Linked DNA regions of Homo sapiens: all the other regions are linked to region 2. The links are chromatin contacts, found by Hi-C or POLR2A ChIA-PET in ENCODE. All regions are on one chromosome and are shown on one strand. Each heading gives the region's core, a stretch centred on a gene start or an enhancer-like site at or near the end of the contact. The rest is flanking DNA. Distances are from core to core; before and after follow the strand shown. Region 1 holds the start of JMY (junction mediating and regulatory protein, p53 cofactor). Region 2 holds the start of RPS23 (ribosomal protein S23). Region 3 overlaps MIR4280HG (MIR4280 host gene). Region 4 holds the start of ARSB (arylsulfatase B). Region 5 holds the start of TBCA (tubulin folding cofactor A). Region 6 holds the start of AP3B1 (adaptor related protein complex 3 subunit beta 1).

What was found. Hi-C counts contacts between places; a loop is a spot of excess contacts on that map. ChIA-PET counts read pairs that join two places held with the same protein, here RNA polymerase II (POLR2A). Pooled maps may share reads with other maps.
Region 1: a loop to region 2 is called in a map of CD8-positive, alpha-beta T cell, with 8 times the contacts of the local background. The contact joins the promoter of JMY here to the promoter of RPS23 in region 2. A Hi-C loop is called at or near these places in 3 of 168 maps with a recorded cell type or tissue (CD8-positive, alpha-beta T cell and naive thymus-derived CD4-positive, alpha-beta T cell), 2 of 37 single-sample maps with no recorded cell type and 9 of 50 pooled maps. POLR2A ChIA-PET finds 5 or more read pairs at or near these places in 1 of 52 experiments (activated naive CD4-positive, alpha-beta T cell).
Region 3: a pooled map shows a loop between it and region 2 (11-fold over the local background). The contact joins the enhancer-like site here to the promoter of RPS23 in region 2. A Hi-C loop is called at or near these places in 4 of 50 pooled maps. POLR2A ChIA-PET finds 5 or more read pairs at or near these places in 2 of 52 experiments (HEK293 and activated B cell).
Region 4: a map of CD8-positive, alpha-beta T cell shows a loop between it and region 2 (10-fold over the local background). The contact joins the promoter of ARSB here to the promoter of RPS23 in region 2. A Hi-C loop is called at or near these places in 2 of 168 maps with a recorded cell type or tissue (CD8-positive, alpha-beta T cell and naive thymus-derived CD4-positive, alpha-beta T cell) and 7 of 50 pooled maps.
Region 5: a loop to region 2 is called in a map of CD8-positive, alpha-beta T cell, with 23 times the contacts of the local background. The contact joins the promoter of TBCA here to the promoter of RPS23 in region 2. A Hi-C loop is called at or near these places in 2 of 168 maps with a recorded cell type or tissue (CD4-positive, alpha-beta T cell and CD8-positive, alpha-beta T cell) and 9 of 50 pooled maps. POLR2A ChIA-PET finds 5 or more read pairs at or near these places in 1 of 52 experiments (activated CD4-positive, alpha-beta T cell).
Region 6: a loop to region 2 is called in a map of CD4-positive, alpha-beta T cell, with 10 times the contacts of the local background. The contact joins the promoter of AP3B1 here to the promoter of RPS23 in region 2. A Hi-C loop is called at or near these places in 2 of 168 maps with a recorded cell type or tissue (CD4-positive, alpha-beta T cell and CD8-positive, alpha-beta T cell) and 5 of 50 pooled maps.

What each region holds. Positions count from the first base shown.
Region 1 is chr5:79,234,833-79,238,171 of GRCh38, reverse strand. JMY (junction mediating and regulatory protein, p53 cofactor) reads right to left here and starts at 2,041. Exons shown (of 11, transcript NM_152405.5): 1 at 490-2,041. The coding sequence starts at 1,521. It overlaps LOC124901011 (a long non-coding RNA gene), which reads left to right and starts at 2,149. Exons shown (of 2, transcript XR_007058836.1): 1 at 2,149-2,361. RefSeq lists silencers at 512-806, 1,090-1,359, 1,530-1,969, 2,000-2,049, 2,090-2,139 and enhancers at 480-899, 951-1,587.
Region 2 is chr5:82,276,894-82,280,409 of GRCh38, reverse strand. It overlaps RPS23 (ribosomal protein S23), which reads left to right and starts at 2,056. Exons shown (of 4, transcript NM_001025.5): 1 at 2,056-2,090; 2 at 2,558-2,717. The coding sequence starts at 2,087. It also overlaps the pseudogene ATP6AP1L. RefSeq lists an enhancer at 1,736-2,065.
Region 3 is chr5:87,080,399-87,083,562 of GRCh38, reverse strand. The region is part of intron 1 of MIR4280HG (MIR4280 host gene); the gene reads left to right. Among named protein-coding and RNA genes, the nearest start is that of MIR4280, 33 kb to the left of the region's middle. Within about 2 kb of position 1,887, at least 9 of the 41 ENCODE cell types and tissues checked have a DNase peak (open chromatin) inside an H3K27ac peak, as active enhancers do.
Region 4 is chr5:78,983,495-78,986,967 of GRCh38, reverse strand. It overlaps ARSB (arylsulfatase B), which reads left to right and starts at 1,658. Exons shown (of 8, transcript NM_000046.5): 1 at 1,658-2,031. The coding sequence starts at 1,720. RefSeq lists a silencer at 1,476-2,335.
Region 5 is chr5:77,774,468-77,777,759 of GRCh38, reverse strand. TBCA (tubulin folding cofactor A) reads left to right here and starts at 1,421. Exons shown (of 4, transcript NM_004607.3): 1 at 1,421-1,555. The coding sequence starts at 1,503. RefSeq lists silencers at 1,275-1,534, 1,655-1,824 and an enhancer at 2,842-3,292.
Region 6 is chr5:78,293,036-78,296,143 of GRCh38, reverse strand. It overlaps AP3B1 (adaptor related protein complex 3 subunit beta 1), which reads left to right and starts at 1,446. Exons shown (of 27, transcript NM_003664.5): 1 at 1,446-1,692. The coding sequence starts at 1,565. RefSeq lists enhancers at 186-235, 610-1,183.

The sequences.
Region 1 (3,339 bases), core at 792-3,291, 3.0 Mb after region 2:
CGTTTAAAAATGAATTTAAAATTTGCGTAGGTTGCCACACTGCACAAAGAAGAATCAAAACAGATCAACTTTGCTCCGTAAGACAAACTATTTTAAATAAAGGTGACAAGGACAAAGAAGAGTTGACATCTGGGCAGTTATTGCTGGAAGAGCTTTAGGGGTAGAAAAATGCTCAGGTAGCCCATGCTTACAGAACACTTTTCTTAGTGGCTTTAATTGCGCATTACCAGTACTGAGTAGTACACAGAGCGCACTTACTACTTTTGATAAATGGGGGAGGAAATAAAGACGAAGGTCCTTCAGAGAGTCAATTAAGCAGCCACCGAGAGGGATGAAGGGCAAGGTAGATCAGGAACCCCTCTTGGTTTCCGCTTGTCCAGAAAAACAACCGTCCTACTGCGCACACCCGACACCGAGGCTCCAGCCTTTGGTTTGGCCAGTAAACCAAAAGCGACCAGTAGAGCCCAGACTAGGAGCTCACTCACTCACCTCCTGGATGCGCTTCCTGGCCCGCTGAAGCACTTCTTCGTAGCCCTTCTGCCGCAGCTCGCTGAGGCTTTCGTAATACTCCTCGGGATCATCGGTCTCGGTGAAGAGCACCTGGGAGAGGATCTTCCAGCCGCAGGTGTCCAGGCCGTGGCCCAGGTAGACCTGGAGCTGGTAACACAGAGTGTCGATTTCCTGCTCGGTCATCTCGGGGGCGCCCCCAAACAGCACAGTCCACATGCCCGAAGGTTCCTCGGGGAACACCGGCAGGCACGGCTCCAACTGCGAGTTCACCGAGCACAGCTGCTGGTGCACGGCGCGCAGGTCCTGGAAAGAAAACAGTCCGGCCCAGCTGCACTCTTCGGCCGGAGACTCCAGCTCGGTGGCGGGCGGCGGCTGCTCCGCGTCCGAGAGCGCCAGAGGTGCCTCGTCCTCCTTCACCATTTCCAGCACCTCTATCTCCTCGGAGACCGTCCCAGAGGCGCTCACTATCCGTACAGAGGACACCTGGGCCTCTCTGGGCGCCGGCCGGGCTGCTGCAGCGGCTGCCCCCGCCGCATCGTCGGCTTCAGATGTTTTCTGACCCGGGATGGGTTTGGCCCGCACTGGGCTCCTAAGACGACTCTCCGCCCCTTTGCTGCCAGGACTCCGCAGCCGCGGGTCCCCCAGAAGGCTGCGAGTGCTCCGAGGAGAGCCGCCCTCCGCCCAGGCCGAGCTCCGCCGGGGCCCGGGGCTCCTAACCAGAGTTGCAGAGGCAGTGGCCTCGGGCCGACCCCTGCCCGCCGGGCTGCCGGGCCCGCGGCTCCCGTCGGACGCAGCTCCGCCGGCCTCGGCGCCCCCTCGCGCCCCCGCTTGCTCCCGGGAGCCGCTCCTCTGCCTCTGGGCCGTCCGGTTGTGGCAGGTTATGGCAAACTTGCCCTCAATCTCGTTCCAGGCCACAATAAAGACGAATTTGTGTTTCTCGCGCTCGTCGAACACATGGGGCCGCACAGCCACCCAGTCCGACTCGAGCGTCTCCTCCAGCGCGAACGACATGGTGGCTCCGGCTTCTCGCCGCGGGGAAGGGCCGCCGGCCCGGCCCGCCCGAGGACTCCCCGCTGGCTGCGCCGCGCCCCCCGCTCACCCTCGCCGGGCGCCTTCAGCCATCTTAGTGCGCCGGCCGGCTCTCCCGGCTCGTTCGCCTGTCCCTCCGCGCCCCGACCGCCGAGCTCCTTTGTGGCGCGGATCGAGAGAAGGACAATAAGCGTCCCGGGAGCAGGTAGTTCACATGGTCACCTGCGGCCGGATCTGTTTACAAGCTCCGCGCTGCCGCAGCGCCTCGCGGCCGCCCGCCGCCCCCCGCGCGAGGCCGTGGAGCTGCGTCTGCGGCGCTCCGGTGGTGAGGCGCGGGTCCCGCGGGGTCAGGCCGGCGCTGTATGCGTCCCGGTCGCTCGCCCAGGTCAAGATCCCCGCCCCCGCCCCTGGTGCTGCTGCAGAAAGCCCGGAGCCGGCCTGACTGATGAACCCGTCTCCTAAACTCTGCGCCTCAGCATCGCCACAATGTTGCCATTCGACTGCTGACGTCGGCGGCTCCACGAGGGACGTAAACATGGGCACGTGCCGCACGCTGGTGACGCGGCGGCGGCGGCGCGCGCACCCCGCCCGCGCGCGCCGGCGCCTCCTCTCGGCGTCCCCTGAGCCAGCCCGCGAGCGGCCGCGCTCCCGACTCTCCTTCCTTCCGCGCAGCCTCCAGTTCCCCGGGGCTGGAGCCGGCTGTCGGCTGGTTGCCGGCTCCGAGGGCGATGAGAGTGGCAGGTGTGCCCTGCTGCACAGGTGGCCTCCGAACCCGGGAAAAGAGGAACTAAGGCGGAGGAACTGAGACGTTTCGAATTCCAGGTATTGAGACCCTCGAATGTACATTTGCCTCCATTCTCCTGGAGGGAGCCCGGACGGAGAGTCGCTCCTGCGTTCAGAAGTAGCGTGTTGCCGCGGGGAACGGTGTGCTGAACTATGTGGGGCTCGCCCCCAGCCTGTTAGGTTCTCCCCTAATGCCCTTGAGACCAAAACAAAAAACAAAAACAATTCCAGAAGCTTTTCTGGAAAGACAGAGTTTAATATATGAAAGGAAGGTGTCTGAGGAAAGCCCAGTAACAGTCCAAAACAAAATGAAAAATGAAAATGCCATGTCCTAACAGCATGAATGTTTACATTTCAGTTCATTGGTGTTTTATTGCTTCAGGTTTCATCATTATGTACTGTTCTGTGAACCTCGTTTTGAGGTCACTGGGCTTTAGCCCTTTTGAAGTTGTATTCAATTATGGGAGTTCCCAGAATGCATATACAAAAACAGTCATATCAATCTCTGCTATTCTTACTAAACTATGATGAAACACATTCTTAAAATTAGTAGACTTTATAATAATTATTGGCATTCTTTTTCCGATTAGTATTCAAGTCACAGATGTTGTGCACCATAGTAAAGCACAATGGAAATTAGTTCTTTTACATTTATTCACATTTCTAAAGTATATACAAAACCGTTTGGATTAGCCTTGTATTGTTAGGTTCAGTAAAAACAGCTGTTTATTCAGATGACAGAACAGTACTGAACTAGCTAAGCTTCAAACTTAGTTCAGTATTGTCCATCTTAAACTCTAAGCTTCAACACTTGGTTCAGTATTGTCCTGATATTTGAATAAACAGCCAAAAAAAATTTTTTTTTTGAGACAGAGTCTCACTCTGTGGCCCAGGCTGGAGCACAGTGGCACGATGTCAGCTTACTGCAGCCTCTGCCTCCCGGGTTCAAGCGATTCTCCTGCCTCAGCCTCCCAAGTAGCTGGGATTACAGGCACACACCACCAAGCCCGACTAATT
Region 2 (3,516 bases), core at 807-3,306:
GGCTTTGAACAGAGTGTAACATTGGCCACTCTTTCTTCATCTGTTTTGCTTCACCTGCCTTCTCTTCTGTACCACTAAACTTTGGTGTGCTCAGGACTCTAATCTCTGTTCTACCTACAGTCATCACCTAAGCTATCTCAACTAGAGCCACAGTTTTAATACTATTTATTCATTGATTACTCCTCAGCTTCTTATCATATATCCAACTGTCCACTTCACATCCCTGGATGTTTGACAGTTCAAACTTAACACATCCAAACCAGAACTCTTCATTTCCTCCTTTGAAATTTGCTCCTCTCCTCGTATTTCCCACTTTGGAACTCACCCAACTCACAACTCACAACTCTACAACTCACCCAAGTGCTGAGGTCAAAAATCATAGTGCTGTAATTAACTCCTCTCTCACATCCTACAGTCCTGAGCAAATTCTGTTCATTCTACCACCAAACAGTGTATCTGACCCAACCACTTTTTACTGTCTCCACTGAGGGTCCAAGCTATCACCATCTCTCATCTGAACTATTGCAATACCTTCCCAAGTGGCCTCCCAGATTCATGTCTTTTTCTCCTCTCAACAGCCAGAGTAACCCCATAAAAATATAAATCTTATTTTGCTACCTACTCCCAAGCTCAAAACTTTACAATGGCTTTAAATCACCAGAAGAGTAGAAAAAGGCTTTACCATGGCCTACAGGCTCCACATGTTCCTGTGTAACTCTCAGACCCCATCTAATGCCACACTACTCCTCAGTCACTATGCTCCCCTTCTTCACTGATCTTTCAGTTCTTAGAAAGCACTAGCCCATTCTACATCTGCACAGAGATGTCACCTTAAACTACCCTATCCAGAGTAGCCACCCCCATCCCCAAGTCACTATCACCCATCCAGCTATATTTTCTCTATAGCTCTACAGTATGTAAAAATCATCTATTTAATTATTTAATTTACATCTATCTAACTGGTCTGTCCTCTCACATTTAGAATATAAACTGTATCAGAGCAGAAACCTTCACCCTCTTAATTTAACCGCCATATTCCCGGTACCTACAACAGCGTCTGGCACATAGAAGGCATTTTTAAACATCCTTGCTGAGTGAACCAATATCCCAGAAACCTCTCACAGCTAGTTCATCTTACAGGAGAAACAGTATTAAAGAGTTAATTAAATGGCCAGGCGCGGTGGCTCACGCCTGTAATCCCAGCACATTGGGAGGCCGAGGCGGGCGGATCACTCGAGGTCAGGAGATCGACACCAGCCTGGCCAACATGGTGAAACCCCCTCTCTACTGAAAATACAAACATCAGCCAGGCGTGATGGTGGAAGCCTGTAATCCCAGCTACTCAGGAGGCTGAGGTGGGACAATCGCTTGAACCCGGGAGGCGGAGGTTGTAGTGAGCCAAGATCGCACCACTGCACAACAGCCTAGAAGACAGAGTGAGACCCTGTCTCAGAAAAAAATAAAAATAAAAATAAATAAATCTATAAGTAAATGACTCGCCAGTCAAAATAAACGGCAACTTTAGGGTTAAAGGCCCAATCTGGCTCCAAAGCTTGGGGTTTTAGTTACTACACTACATTGCTTCACTATATTTTACAATTTACTAGCTGCTTATAAGTATGAATTAAGGCTCAGAAGTCTAATTTTCCAGACTACTCGGAGGACTCTCGCCCCACTCCACTCCACAAAGATTCAGCTCAGCGACTCCTTCCTACTCTGACCTAGCCCCGCGTCCCGCTCTCAGTGGCTTGGGCAAGAGCGCCTGCGCGGTGAGCGGGTCCCATAAAACGCATTCTGGGATTGGTAGTCCATGTTCCTCCGGTCTCCAGCATTCAAAAGAAAAAGGGGGAAAAAAAACCATGCAAATTAGATATCTCTGAATTTCTTGCAAATTAAATAAGACGCAGATTCTGGCTCAGGAAAGTGATGCAAACGCGTCGTTTTCAAAGGAGAGACCCCAGCCTCGGGTCAGGCGCGGCGCAGACAGCGGCGCGGGGTCCTTGGCTGGGCGGGGCTTGCTCGCGGTGGCTTGTGGCTCCTTCCTGCGGTGCTTCTCTCTTTCGCTCAGGCCCGTGGCGCCGACAGGATGGGTGAGCTGTTGTGGCCGGTTTAAGGGCGCTGCAAGCGGGACTTGGGGTCTTGGGGACGGGCGGGCGGATGCGAATAGAGTAGGGCGGGGGATGCCATGGAGAGGCTCCATGGGGGAGGGCCGGGGAAGCGCCGCTCCAGGAGGCACGTGGTCCGGCGCGGAAGGGGCCCATGAGGCGTGGAGGCCGCCGAGGTCGGGGTACCGAGGGACGCAGGGAGGCCAGCGCTTCCTCCCGGGCATTCGAGCGGGGCCTCGTCCTTCGGGAGAACACATTCTCCGGAGCCCTCTTCGAACGTTTATTAGTCGGTTCAGGGCAACTTGAAGGCCAAATGTTTGGCCCACAGGCCAATAAATAGTACGAGAGCCAATCGGCTTAAGGGTTTATTCCAGGTGAGGCGAGTGTCTTAGAAGATGGGAAACACGTAGATGGCGTGTTTTTACGGAAGAACTAAAATATTTAATTTTTAGGCAAGTGTCGTGGACTTCGTACTGCTAGGAAGCTCCGTAGTCACCGACGAGACCAGAAGTGGCATGATAAACAGTATAAGAAAGCTCATTTGGGCACAGCCCTAAAGGCCAACCCTTTTGGAGGTGCTTCTCATGCAAAAGGAATCGTGCTGGAAAAAGTGTAAGTCCATTGCTCCCGTCAAGTTTTAGTTTATTATAGGAATTCGAGACATGAACTTACGAATTCTTGTTTTGAAAGTAATTGCAGGTTTTTGTGTAGTAGTATTCATTTGGGCATTGTGGGGTAAAATTGCAAAGCGTTTGTTCTATTTAAAAGTTGGTAAAATTAGTTTTTGGGAATTAGGTAGTTAAGGTTTTAATTTAACGTTGGCCTGGAAGGAATTGGAGAAGATACTAGCAATGATGAAGTAAAGGACACAAACACCTTTACTGTGGGAGTTGTTATAAGTAAATGGCACGTGTCAGCTATTGAACTTTATCGACTTGATAAAACTAAGGTGAAGAGAAGTGACTTGCATCAGAATTAATTGAGGTCATACACCTAAGATTGAGACATGAAACTGCCAGTATTTGACTGGTTTTGACTTTTTAAAATAATAATTTCATATAGTTCTATCATATTTGATGGTAGAGCCATTTTAACCCAGACTTTTTTTTTTTTTTTTTTTTTTTTTGAGACAGTCTAGCTCTGTCACCCAGGCTGGTGTGCAGTAGCGCAAGACTCCCTGCAACCTTAGCCTCCCAGGTTCAAGCATTTCTCCTGCCTCAGCCTCCCAGGTAGCTGGGATTACAGGCGCCCACTACCACACCAGCTAATATTTTGTATTTTCAGTAGTGATGGGGTTTCACCATGTTGACCAGGCTAGTCTCAAACTCCTGACCTCAGGTGATAATGCCTGCTTCGGCCTCCGAAAGTGCTGGAATTACAGGCGTGAGCCACTGTGTCCGGCCCAGACTTT
Region 3 (3,164 bases), core at 638-3,137, 4.8 Mb before region 2:
ATGCTTTAATGGGTGGTCCCTTTTATAGCCCTGGAAGGTGCCCAAGTTGACAGTTCTTTACTTCTCTGCAAGTCTCCCTCCAACAACAGGGAAGGAATGAGACTGGGGAAAGAAAAGAATTGCCCAATTTTTCTCATTGTCATTGATATTGATGTAGCCAAGACAATAAAAATGTTAAGACCAAATAAAATAGTCTGATTTTGTCATGTTTTAAATTGTGGAGGGTCACAATTTATGACCCCCTTTATCAGAATGGGAGAGTTGAAGTGGCTGTTTAGCTGCATAAAACAACCAATTGATTGTGTTTTTTTTCTTCACTTTTTTTACCTGTACAAAAATACTTAGGCAAGCCATACACTCATATCTAAAGCCAAATAGATATATCAGTAACAGAAAGCTGACACAGTTTGAAAGATTCCAGAATTTCTTGGGTTAAGAAATTATGCCCTAAAACACCAATTAAAAGACAAATGTATTTCTATAGAGTGAGTACTGAGGAAATTAAATATATAGATAAAAAACCCAATGATTTGATACAATGGAATCCAGTACAGAAAAAATTTTATGAAGAAGATAGAAGGAAAATATGATGATATATTACATTGATATGTCAATAAGAAGTCATGGGTTCTGAATATATATGGAATTTTAAGAAAGGGGAAAATTCATACTATATACATAATTGACTTCCTATTTCTGCCTAGGCATGTATGTTCTCACATGATCAAATTTTGCATGTACATTTTCTCCTAATTTGGTACTTAAATTTCACCTTTCAAAAATAATTTGTGTGACAGTAATAGAGGAGTAAATAATGTCACCAAATAGTATTCAAACATGTAAGCATCACTAATGAAGACACATTTTGAGCACATTTTTTTCTTGTATTTAAAGGATAATAGTACTTATTGCTTTTGACTCTCATATATTTGCAAAAAAAATTTTTAAAGTCTATAGAAAAACTGATGGGACACATGCTGTTGGGTGATAATCTCATAAAACCTCTCAGTAAGAGCGATGGATGGATGGCCAGAGTCTACCCTTTATGTATTTGTATATCCCTCTATTCTTGTCATTATATTAAAAACTACAGAACATTTATTACATGAAGATACTGTTAGCAAATATACATGTTGAGCTAATGAGGCTTGTGCCCTATACTCTTGCAGTTTATAATATACCAGAGTCCATTGAATATATCCCACAGACGTATAATCAAGTAGATAACCAGTAAGTTGAATAAGTACAAAAATGAAGTTGGGAAGTTATACATGAGTAACAAACTGAATGTACTTTATGGGATTTCTGGTGAGAAGACCACATCCTACATGCATGTTTAGACCTCCTAGGATGGTAATAAATGACTACCTTTCTGAAAGAGTGAAGGGTTTATGGAAGAGATAGTATTTCATGAGTTCTTCCTATGAAAGGAGGGGAGGGTATGGTCCTCTGACAGAAACTCTAGGCTCTTTACTTTTCTGATACTGTGGTGGTTTGAGAGTAGCCTTTCATCTTAGTCTTGAATTCTTAAGTATCTTTATATTGACATTAAATTGAAAATGGGCATAAAATTACATAATTGGAAAACACATAAATAGTTACAACTGAAAGTAGTTTTGGGTGCCTCTGTCCCTTCTTCTGTCTGCTTCAATGCAAATACATACATGTTTCTGACTCCTTTCCTTCCATTTGTGACATTCTAAGTCAGAGAAAGCTCTTTTTACTGAAAACTGCCCAGACCACCCTGCCCCTGAGGAATTTTATGTTCTAGGATCTAGTTTCCTTGTACATATGTAGGCAGCTCTTGCTTTTATCTTCTCAGCTAAATTAGTTCCTGCATGTTGAAAAAGGGGAAGTGGTGAACCGCCCCCACGGAAGACTTTATTTGGTTTTTAAAAGCAGGTTTGTTACGATCCTGTTGTGGTTATTATAGAAGACAATTTTAGCACTTTGAGCTGTGTGTTTTCCAGAGGAAGTGTTTAAAGAATTTTGCAAAATGTTGGTTAACATTTCAGCCTTGAAAGTTGTTAAAGGTCAGGATATGTTTTGTTATTAAGTTTGAGAGAATAGTTGGGGAATTTAAGTGACAGGAATAAATAAGGAAATATATCACAGTTCATGCATTTCCACACTTTCTCATTCCTACATCTTACTATCCAATATATACTGAACATTCTTTGCATGTCATTTCTTTTCCAACGGAATTCTTTGTTGGATACAACTGAAAGGGTTTTTCAAACTGTTAGTGGCTGATAATTTTACATGCAAACAATAGCACAATGTCATACTGGTGAAAGGAAGCACTGATAAATGTCTCGATATTTCTTAAATTATGGACCTATGTGGCTTATATTTCCACATATGCGAAATTCCTTGATGCAATACAGTCTTACTGCTTAAGACACATATCACTGTAATAATCTATTTGTTGGTGCTATGATGTTATAACCTGAAATTCCATACATATTATTAAAAGAAATCTAAATAGGTAAATTTGTGTCTTGACAATGAAAGAGATAATAATGTCTTACAAAGTTTTATAGTTTTTAGTTGCATTCTTTAAACCATTCATTTTAATTTTAAATTAACTTTTTGGTTATTACCAAGGAATTTGTTGTTTTGGTACATGTAGAAAAATTATATGTAAAGCAATATTACTGCTTTAGTTCCTGGAATATGGCAGGTGCTCAGTTAAACTTGTAGAATATATTATAGCCAAACAACTCATGGTTTGAAGGAAATGTTAAATCTCTATAAGGCCTAAAAAGTCTTTCTAAGGGATTGAAAGAGGAAATTAGAAAGAACCTCAAAATATCAGTGACTGGCAATCCAGTAATCAAAGGACATATTACTATACATATCATTTACATTTCAGAAATAATATTAATTGGGTATTTGCCAGTAGTCCTTATTTAGGCAGGGAAGAAAAAAATTCTCCTAATAGCAATTATACTGTACTTAATAAGCTCCTGCTATGGGCCAGTCAATGTGCTAAGTGATTCACAAATAGTATCTTAATCCTAAAAATAACTAGATGAGGCAGATAATAATATTTCCTCCATTTCACAGATGAAAACAGAGAGCAATTACATAAATTTCTTGTCTTTAAAGTAATGAGTAGAGAAGCCAGGATTTGAACTCAGGCACTTTCCAAACATAAACAT
Region 4 (3,473 bases), core at 409-2,908, 3.3 Mb after region 2:
AGAATCTGTGCAAGTTTAGCTAGTTTCAGGGGAAGTTGGTTAAAGGAGGAATTGTTCCTGCAGATTAGCACCCATCAATTATTTCTTCTTAATTTTTATCAAGGAGAATAGGAAGGATTACGGGGGAGAAAGACACAAAACCACAGCGGAAATTCTCAGTCCTTCAAGGTCTTCTACAGGGTGTTTAAATGAAAAGTTCAACCCTTGACATAATGAGTCAAACAGTTCTCTCAAAAGTTATTCTTTGAATTTAATGCTAAAATTTTCACTTTTTTCTGCTAAATTTCATTGATTCCACTAGAGATTAAAGTGCATACAACATAAACTAATCTACTTCATGCAAAGAAAAAAAGTGTATGTAAGAGGCAAACATTTCATGTGTTAAAGGATTCTTGGGGAAAAAAAGGTAAAATCATGACCCTCATACAAATATAAAAGTGAATACATGATTTTATTTAACTCATTAATAAGGAAATTGGTAAGGTGTTAAAACCAATTCAAAGGACAATCCAAAGAACAGATCAGGAATACTAAAATAAATATGCAAGCGGAGGTGAAACTGTTTTCCTTGGTAGTGGTGGAGGGGAAGGATTGCTACTCCGCTGGATAAAGTTCATTTGTGTATATATAAATAAGAATTATTTTCCATTGTTATTTATCTATAACTTATAAAGTTGTAAACAACTTCCACGGAATCAGACTCAACCTGGAAGGGTATGGTCTCTAGGCAATGCAAAAATTTTCCCCTACACCTGTTAACAACTATAATATCTCCAGACAGAGTAGACAGAAAGTCTGGATGGCAACGGGAATCTACTGGTCATACGGCTAACTTCCTAATTCAATAAGCACGTGACTAAAGGATTTTTTCCTTCCACTCAGATATTTCAGGCTAACTAGATACTGTGTGCTTCTTAGTGTCACTGCTTAGTGGGGGAGCCAGCTCTGAGTGGGGTCATATCCGGACAAGCGAATGAGCTATTTATTCAATGACCACGCAACACTCCAAATCCTCCCAGGGCAACTTGAAAGTAACCGCACCTTCCAAAGGGCACCGTGCAATCAGACTGTGTGTTTGGCCTCCTGTTTGCTAGTGGGGAGGAAGCGGCTTCATGGGTGTACACTACGCATAAATGAATGTGAAAGGCTATTTAGACCTCTGCCTTTTCACCGTCCTCCCACCTGCCACAGGCTGGGCTCTTGTGCTAGAAATGACTTGCTAGCTAGACATCATGGTTCAGGATCTGAGTCAGAGGTTTAACCATTTATAAGCTTTTTTCTTATGAAAAATTGGCACTAATTATAATGTCTAACTGTCAGAGTTGTTGCAGGCTTTACAGGAGACGCGGGCTGTGAAGATGCTTTGTAAATTGTGAAGCGTTATTAAAGAACACATCTTTTTTTTTTAGGAAACCACAGTGCAAATTTAATTGCCGGGGAAGATAACGGGCCTTGGTGCCCTCCAAGCGTCAGCTGAGTTTCCAAGAAGCCGGGCAGCGGGCGCCCGCGGGTTCGTCTCTGGCTCCTCCTCCGCCACAGCAGCCGGGGGCCCGGGTCGGAGGCGGCGGGGGCCGAGCGCCCGGCCTCGCAAGCCCACGGCCCGCTGGGGGTGCCGTCCCGCGCCGGGGCGGAGCAGGCCCCGGCAGCCCAGTTCCTCATTCTATCAGCGGTACAAGGGGCTGGTGGCGCCACAGGCGCTGGGACCGCGGGCGGACAAGGATGGGTCCGCGCGGCGCGGCGAGCTTGCCCCGAGGCCCCGGACCTCGGCGGCTGCTCCTCCCCGTCGTCCTCCCGCTGCTGCTGCTGCTGTTGTTGGCGCCGCCGGGCTCGGGCGCCGGGGCCAGCCGGCCGCCCCACCTGGTCTTCTTGCTGGCAGACGACCTAGGCTGGAACGACGTCGGCTTCCACGGCTCCCGCATCCGCACGCCGCACCTGGACGCGCTGGCGGCCGGCGGGGTGCTCCTGGACAACTACTACACGCAGCCGCTGTGCACGCCGTCGCGGAGCCAGCTGCTCACTGGCCGCTACCAGGTACGCGGCGCCCCCGCCGCCCGCGCCGCCCCCGCCCCGCCTTTCGCCGGCGCCCTGCCGCTCCTACCCGGCCCTTGAGGCCGCGGGCGCTGGCAGGCGGGGCTCGGACCGCCGACCCAGTTATGGGTCCCGGCGGCTTCTCGCCCCAACCTCGCTCTTCCAGGCCGGCAGCCCGCCGCGGCCTCTGCGCATGCCCGGCTCTGGCGCCCCGCGGACCCGCGCCCCGGCCGCCGGGTTGGGCGGGTGGCTTTGTCTTTCGTTTTCTGAAGCTCCGGGCGAAGGGGTTTATGGGAATGCCGGGTGCTGGGCGCCGCGGCCGGCAGGCGGAGCGGTCCTGAGGTGGGAGGCTGGGGAGGGCGTGGGCTGGGAGCAAAGACGAGGGGAGAGGTAAAATGAAGGGGTGCTCGCCGTGGGTGCGACCCTGGCCCGTGGGAACCCAGCGGTGATAGGTTAGGAGTGTCCCACCAAAGATTATTTTTTTCCAGGTTCTCAACACCCCTGGAATGAAACCTGATGCTAGGTTGATTTTTCTTAGGCTGCTGACATTCCTTTCACATGTAACCTTGTATTGAACTCTTCTGAGCATCTTCATTATCGCTTTAAAAGCTTCCCTTTAGGAACGGCTCCACAGTTAACGAAGGAAATATAAATGTAGAGCGTGCATAGATGTTAGATGGCTAAGAATATCAAGAACATTTGCATAGCACTTTGTTGTTTTTAAAGTGAATTATTGAAACAGTGCATGAGGTAGTTGTTTTTACCCCGTTTTACAGACGAGGCAGGAAGCCTGTAAAGGCTCGTTGGCATAAGAATCGCACAGCTAGAAAGTGGTCAAGGCAGTGTCCGTTGTGCTTTTCCTGCATCCACTGGTCGTCCCGGGCTTATGAAATTGGCCTTTTTTCCCCTCAATCTGAATACGATTGTCATATTTCTAAGACCCTGAAGTTATTATGACCATATTAAATACAGTAAATGGGAACTGTTGGATACCACCTGCATGCCTTCACAGAGTACATATGCTGTTTACTCAACAAAAATATTTTGAGCTTACTGTGCTACTGACAGGGGATATATATTTGAATGTTGCCCTCCCAAGTGTGTGTTCGCATAACCTGTCAGATCAACCCTAGCCTCACGTGGTCCTAAGATCAAGAGAAGGGAGGGCTTACTTGTGATAAAGATATGCGCAGTGGTCTGAAGGCTTTTATAAAGAGGAAAGATTGGGTGTTGCTAAGGGTGAGAAATAGCTGTAGCCAAGGTTAGAAATGGGAGTAAAGGATGCTTCCCTTCACCATCCACCTTAGTACTTTTGGCGGTTCTGACCTTGGCTGCTACGTGTAATTAGGAATCCCCTACATTGTGTAAATCTCACCCTGGACACTTTGTGGGAGTAAAGGGATGTGCCAGTAAAGAAGAAGAAGAAGGGAAAGGTGAGGTTTGCC
Region 5 (3,292 bases), core at 172-2,671, 4.5 Mb after region 2:
GGGTGACTCCAAAGCATCCAGGGAAGATTGAACAGGTGGGGTGAGTCATAGTAGACTTTGCTCAGTTTTGATCCTGGATTTAAAGTAACGGCCTTGGGCTGGCGGGATAGAAGGGGATTCCAGGACCAGTCATGAAAGTGAGAATGAGTAAGTCAGGCTAGGGAAGGAAAAAGACAGTCATATGGGTGTCTTTGAAGGATGGTACCAAGAAATTTTAAAAAGGGGGTGGGCTCGGTGGCTCATGACTGTAATCCCAGCACTTTTGGAGGGTGAGGTGGGCCTCACCTGAGGTCAGGAGTTCTAGCCAGCCTGGCCAACGTGGTGAAACCCCGTTTCTACTAAAAATACAAAAAAAAAAAAAAAAAAAAATTAGCCAGGCATAGTGGAACGCGCCTATAATTCCAGCTACTCTAGGGGCTGAGGCAGGAGAATCACTTGAACCCAGGAGGCGGAGGTTGCAGTGAGCCGAGATCAAGCCACTGCACGACAGAGTGAGAATCTGTCTCAAAAAAAAAAAAAAGAAAAAGAAAAAGAAAAGCAATTTTAAAAAGGGCGATTCTGCCCTGTATTCCTCAGGAGATTCTCTTAGGAAGGGACTGCTAGAGCTCACTGTAGATGTGCCTCATTTTATGCAACAAATATATTTTTGAACATATAAAATAGTCAAATGTTGTTCAGCATCTACCATGCGTCAGACAATGAGCTAGGTGTTTTAACCCTTATACCTAATCTGTAAAATGGACATTATTATTTCCATTTTGCAGACTGATCAGCTGCAAGGCTAAACAGCATACGTATCAGTGTTGTCTAGCTAATAGTCTAGCTATTAAAGGGTGGAACCTCGATTGTAAGCCGGTTTGTCTGATTAGGAAGCCCAAGGTTTTGTGTGCGACACACATTCTTGTAAGTTAAATATTTAGGATACACTATAAGTGATCATCTGAAGAAGTTCTGTTAGTCATTTCCTTTGAAAGGCACGTTATCTACAAACCTTCTTGCAGGGATTTGAGGTAAAGGGCAAGGATTTTCTTGACTGCGTGCATGATGGCAGTTTGTTTCACTACACATGCATCACTCTGCCTCATCTGACACCAGATAACGACATCGAAAATACCCTTAATACATTTTTTAGGTCACTCCGTCCATTAAGCAGATAATCCCGCAAAGCAACGTCCCAGAGAGACGTTAGTTTCCCCAAAGGCCCAGGCTGTGGAGACCGGGATAGTGTAACTTGCGCCTGAAGTAAAAAGAGGGGCAGTCCGAGAGAGAGGAGGAGGGCACGTTTCACTACGGGTAAAGGGGCGCACGAGGGGTAAAGGGACTGGCGGGAGCAGGGTACCGCCCTCTAGTAAACCCGCCCCGCGGGGCGTGGCGGGGACGACGGGCCGCGCAGCCTGCGCATGCGCGCCGGCGACCACGCCTAAATAGCCGCAGCCTCTGCGCGTCGCCCTCCACGGTTACCCCGGCTCTCCGCCCCTCCTTCTCGCGGCGCTCGAGGGACCATGGCCGATCCTCGCGTGAGACAGATCAAGATCAAGACCGGCGTGGTGAAGCGGTAAGGAGCCGGGAGCGGCGCCCTGCACCTCCTCTTCGTCACCTCATGGCGGCCCGCGAGGCTGAGCGGAGCGCAGGCCCGAGGAGGCCCGAGGCGGGCTCCGAACTCCAGGCCGCACCCGGGGCTCCGCAGTTGGCTGGGACTGGCAGGGACCCAGCGGGGCGCGCTGACGCCCGAGCCCGCCAGCCTCGCACGCCGCTTCCCGTCCCTCTCCGCTCACTGGCCGCTCTGATTTGCCGGAAGAGTCGGCGGTGGCCCGGTTTCTCGGCGCCCGCGGTGGGAAGGTGGTGGGCCGCGGCCTGCGAGGGCGGGCCGGGCCCTGATCCCGTGCCTCCTGTGTGCGCGCGCCGGCCTCTCCTTGCTGAACTTGGCCCGGGGAAGCGGGATCCCAGCTGTGCTCTCAAATGGGCTTGAAAGCAGGCTCTGAAGTTTAGGGGGATGCGGAGGATCTGGGCCTCGTCAAAAAAGACCGTAGTGGAGCCGTGTGACCTAACATGGCTGGCGTGACTGGCAGGCTTTGAGAACTGGGCCTGAACTTCTAGCACACTCAGCAAACTTATGTGGCCTCACTTTCTCCAGTCAGATTCCCCGAAGCTCGCCCCAGAGGCTGTGAGATGCTGTTTAAATAACTTGTGAACCAGAAGTATCTGAGACAGGTCTTAATTTGGAATGTTTATTTTGCCAAGGACGTGCCCATGACACAGCCTCAGGAGGTCCTGATGACATGTGCCCAAGGCGGTTGGGGCACAGCTTGGTGTAATACGTTTTAGGGAGACCTCAGATATTAGTCAATGGGTAAGGTGTACCTTGGTTCCCTCCAGAAAGGCAGGACAACTAGAAGGTTGGGGGGCATCCAGGTCATAGATAAGAGACAAATGGTTGCATTCTTTTGAGTCTTTGATCAGCTTTTCACTTAATACACAATTTACATGTGAGAGAGGGATAGAAGAATAGTCACTTATGCCTTAGTCGGCTAAATGAATCTGCGATTTTACATACACAGTAGGGCAGAGGAAGCAGTCAGTTACGCATTTGTCTCAGGTGGGTAGAGGGGTGACTTTGAGTTCTGTTCTTTGTCCCATACCTGTGAAGATAAGCTATCAATTTACATTGCCAGGGTGAAATACAACAGAACTGTTTTAGAGTGAAGGTCTTGAGGCCCACAAGGAATTTCCTTGGGGGCAAATTGTCAGGGAGGTATGTAGCTTTTTTTTTTTTTTTTTTAATCTTTGTAGCTATCTTATTCAGGAATAAAATGAGAGGCAGGTTTGCTCGATGCAATTCCCAGCTTGACTTTTCTTTTTGGCTTAGTGATTTTGGGGTCCTGAGATTTATTTTTCCTTTCACAAACTCATGGGTAGTGCAGTCCTGTAATTTGCTTAAATTCCTGTAAACCAAGAAAGTACCTGAGACAGGTCTCAATCAGTTTAGAAGTTTATTTTGCCAAGGTTAAGGATATGCCTGTGACAGCCTCAGGAAGTCCTGATGACATGTGCCCGAGGTGGTCAGGCTACAGCTTGGTTTTATACATTTTAGGGAGACAGAAGACATCAATCAATACATGTACGATGTACATTGGTTTGATCTGGAAAGGCAGGACAACCCAAAGCGGGCTGGGGACAGTTCCAAGTTATAGGAGGTTTTCCAATTGGCAGTTCGTTGAAAGAGTTTATCTTAAGACCTGGAATCAATACAAGGGAGTGTGTCTGGGTTAAAATAAAGGGGTTGTGGAGATCA
Region 6 (3,108 bases), core at 197-2,696, 4.0 Mb after region 2:
AATTAATACTGACAAATAACACATTTTAGGTGCTCATCATTGGCTCTCCGGAGGAGTATTCTAACAGCTGAATTAAAAACCTGCCAATATTTGACCAGACGATCAAGTTTGGAGGACGTCCCTTCCTCTCCCACCCAGAGCCACGCTCTTGCGTGCTTCCACAGTGACAGTGTGACCTTTTGAAATTTGGAGATCATACTCTCATCCTTGAAAACGCCCCACCGCCTTCCCTGGGGCGGCCGGCCTCCAGGTTCGCGTTCTACCTGGTAGAATCCCTTGACAGTTTCAGTACCTGGCCGCCAGGGCTTTGGGTGTTAATGCCTTCCTTGGACGGGAGGCACTGGGGAGAAGAGAGGGAAGGCGCTGAAACCCACCTGAGAAGGCGGGCTGGGGGAAGGCACCCCGGGAAAGAGGTTTTCTCGGGTGCCAGCACCCGGAGAGAGCTACTCTGGGGCCAGGCAAGCATCCCGCCTAGGCTCCCTAGTGCATATTAGTGAGTAACACGACTGGCGCGCGAGGTGGTCCATTTTATTTTTGGTAGCTAGACGCCAATAGGACGCACCACTTCAGCTCCAAACGGGAACTGGTGGCCCCAAGATGTTTTCTTTTCTTTTTCATTTTTTTGAGACAGGGTCTCGCTCTGTCGCCCAGGCTGGAATGCAGTGGAGAGATCTCAACTCATCGCTACCCCCTCCTTCTGGGTTCGAGTGATCCTCCCACCTCAGCCTCAGTAGCTGGGACCACAGACACGCGCCACCACGCCGGCTAATTTTTATATTTTTTGCAGAGAAAGGGTCTCGCTATGTTGCCTAGGCTGGTCTCGAACTCCTGGCCTCAAGTGATCCACCCGCCTCGGCCTCCCAAAGTGCTGGAATTACTGGCGTGAGCCACCGCGCCCGGTCTGCCCCCAAGACTTTCATTGAAAAGATGGAATGGTCGCTTCTGTGCGGATCCTCCAAACCATCGTTGGGAGAGGCCTCCTTAAAGTCTAGGAGAAAAGTTGTTTGGGACCGATATGAAAGTAAGGCAAAGCCGGATGGAAGAGAGTAGCCGAAACAAGCAAGAAAAGGAAAAGCGATCGTGATGGGTTTAGGAAAGGTGATCTGGCGTGCTAAATGGCATTTCCGGAGAAATCTGAAAACTATTGCTTTACTGAAGTATAGCAAAGAGCTGTCCGGGCTCTGGAAACTCCTTAACGGATCAAAACGGATGCAATGGGTATCCTTCTCCAAAGACACACCTCAAACGGGCCGGGAGCCGGGCAGTTAGCCACCCGCTGCCTCCCCTTCCGCAGTCCGGCTCGCAGCCGCTCAGCTACCTCTAAAGCCCGGAGCAGGAAAGTCCGCGCAGGCCTGGATGGCCCGGGTGGTAATCTAGCAGGCCTGCACACTGCGCATGCGCAGGGGGTGGACTGCCAGGTCGGCTCAGGGAGCCGTGACGAGTCCGGAAGCGCCTGCGCGCGCTCCTCCGTACGAGAACTAGTTTTGTTCCGTGCCCTCTGGACTGGAACCTTTTGGAGAGAACCCCCGGCAGGACCAACCCCGCACCCGCCAGCACCGCGGCAATGTCCAGCAATAGTTTTCCTTACAATGAGCAGTCCGGAGGAGGGGAGGCGACGGAGCTGGGTCAGGAGGCGACCTCAACCATTTCCCCCTCGGGGGCCTTCGGCCTCTTTAGCAGCGATTTGAAGAAGTGAGGAGAAAGGTTTGGGTTGCGGGGATGGGAGGGAGGAGCTGCGGACTCGGAGGAGTGGGCGCCAGGGTGGGCTTCCTGGAGAGGAGCGGGGTCGCCCTGAGGTCTGAGCAGGGCAGGGCGGTAACGTGTCCCGCGGGTGGGTAGGTGGGGTTGGTTGGCGGTGGTGGGAGTTGTGGGAGTTTGGGGCGAATGTGTGTAGGGGTCTCTAGTAGTTTTCAAACTTTAGTGAAAAGGAAACCACTTGGTGAGCTTAGATCCCACCCCTGAAGACACTGATTGAATTGGACTTGGGCTGGGCTCAGGAGTCTGAATTTTGAGCATCGTCTTCTAGTTTATTTACCGTTCGCCGGATCAGACTTTAATACATTCCCTGATTAGGGTGAAAGGAGTGTTTTGGTGAAGGTGAGAGTGCGAGTGTTGCTTGTGGGAAGTTATTTTGTGACCCCGGAGTGTAGGAGCAGAGAGGTGGATTTAGGCTGTTTGAATGGACAAACTGGTTTACACCAGTATTAATGTTCTTGGATTATGTCCTTTGCACTACAGACAAAAACACCAATCCAAAATAAGCATATGAATAGAAAATATTTTAAAAGAGTGTTACTGTGAACAAATCCAAAACTTTTACAGATTAATAATGTGAATTTTAAAAACGAATGTTAAACAAGGTACACTTAGTTTTGTAAAAAGTATCACCGAGAAATGGAAAGAAATCCCAAGTTGTTTGTTTTGGGGGGTGGGTTGGTGGTAGTGGTTACATTTACCAGAATTATCATTTTTACATTTCTCTTATTTTAAATCTTTCATTACTAAGCAATAGGGTCACATAATAGTCTGTCACTAAATTCATGCTAAATTAAGGTAGAATAGCTGTGCTAGTAGCTTTGCAGATCTGTTAGAGGGTATAATTAAAATTTAAATTAAACGTTACTAACAATATTGGGTAGTCTAGAAAGTGCTACTACTTCAAATTGGGATTACATTTTGGCTGTATTGAGGATCAAAATCATATATATAGCATGTAAGATACAATCTTTTCCTTTTTCCCAAGGTTAGAAAAGTTTAAAAGTAAGGTAACTGATTTCATTTTTCATTATATGCATTTGATGATCCATTGTTCTAGAACAAGTACGGAGCTTGTTGCCTCTACTATTAGCAAAATGTTTAGACTGAATTAACCTGTATATCGGCATCAATCTGTTTCGCAAATTAATTTACTTTTATGGTTTGTGAACATCTACGATGTTTTCTCTTAGATTTTTGTCAGATTTGGGGCCAGGCACTGCGGCTCACGCCTGTAATCCCAGCACTTTGGGAGGGTGAGGTGGGCGGATCGCTTGAGGCCAGGAGTTCGAGACCAGCCTGGCCAACATGGTGAAACCCCGTCTCTACTAAAAATACAAAAATTAGCCGGGC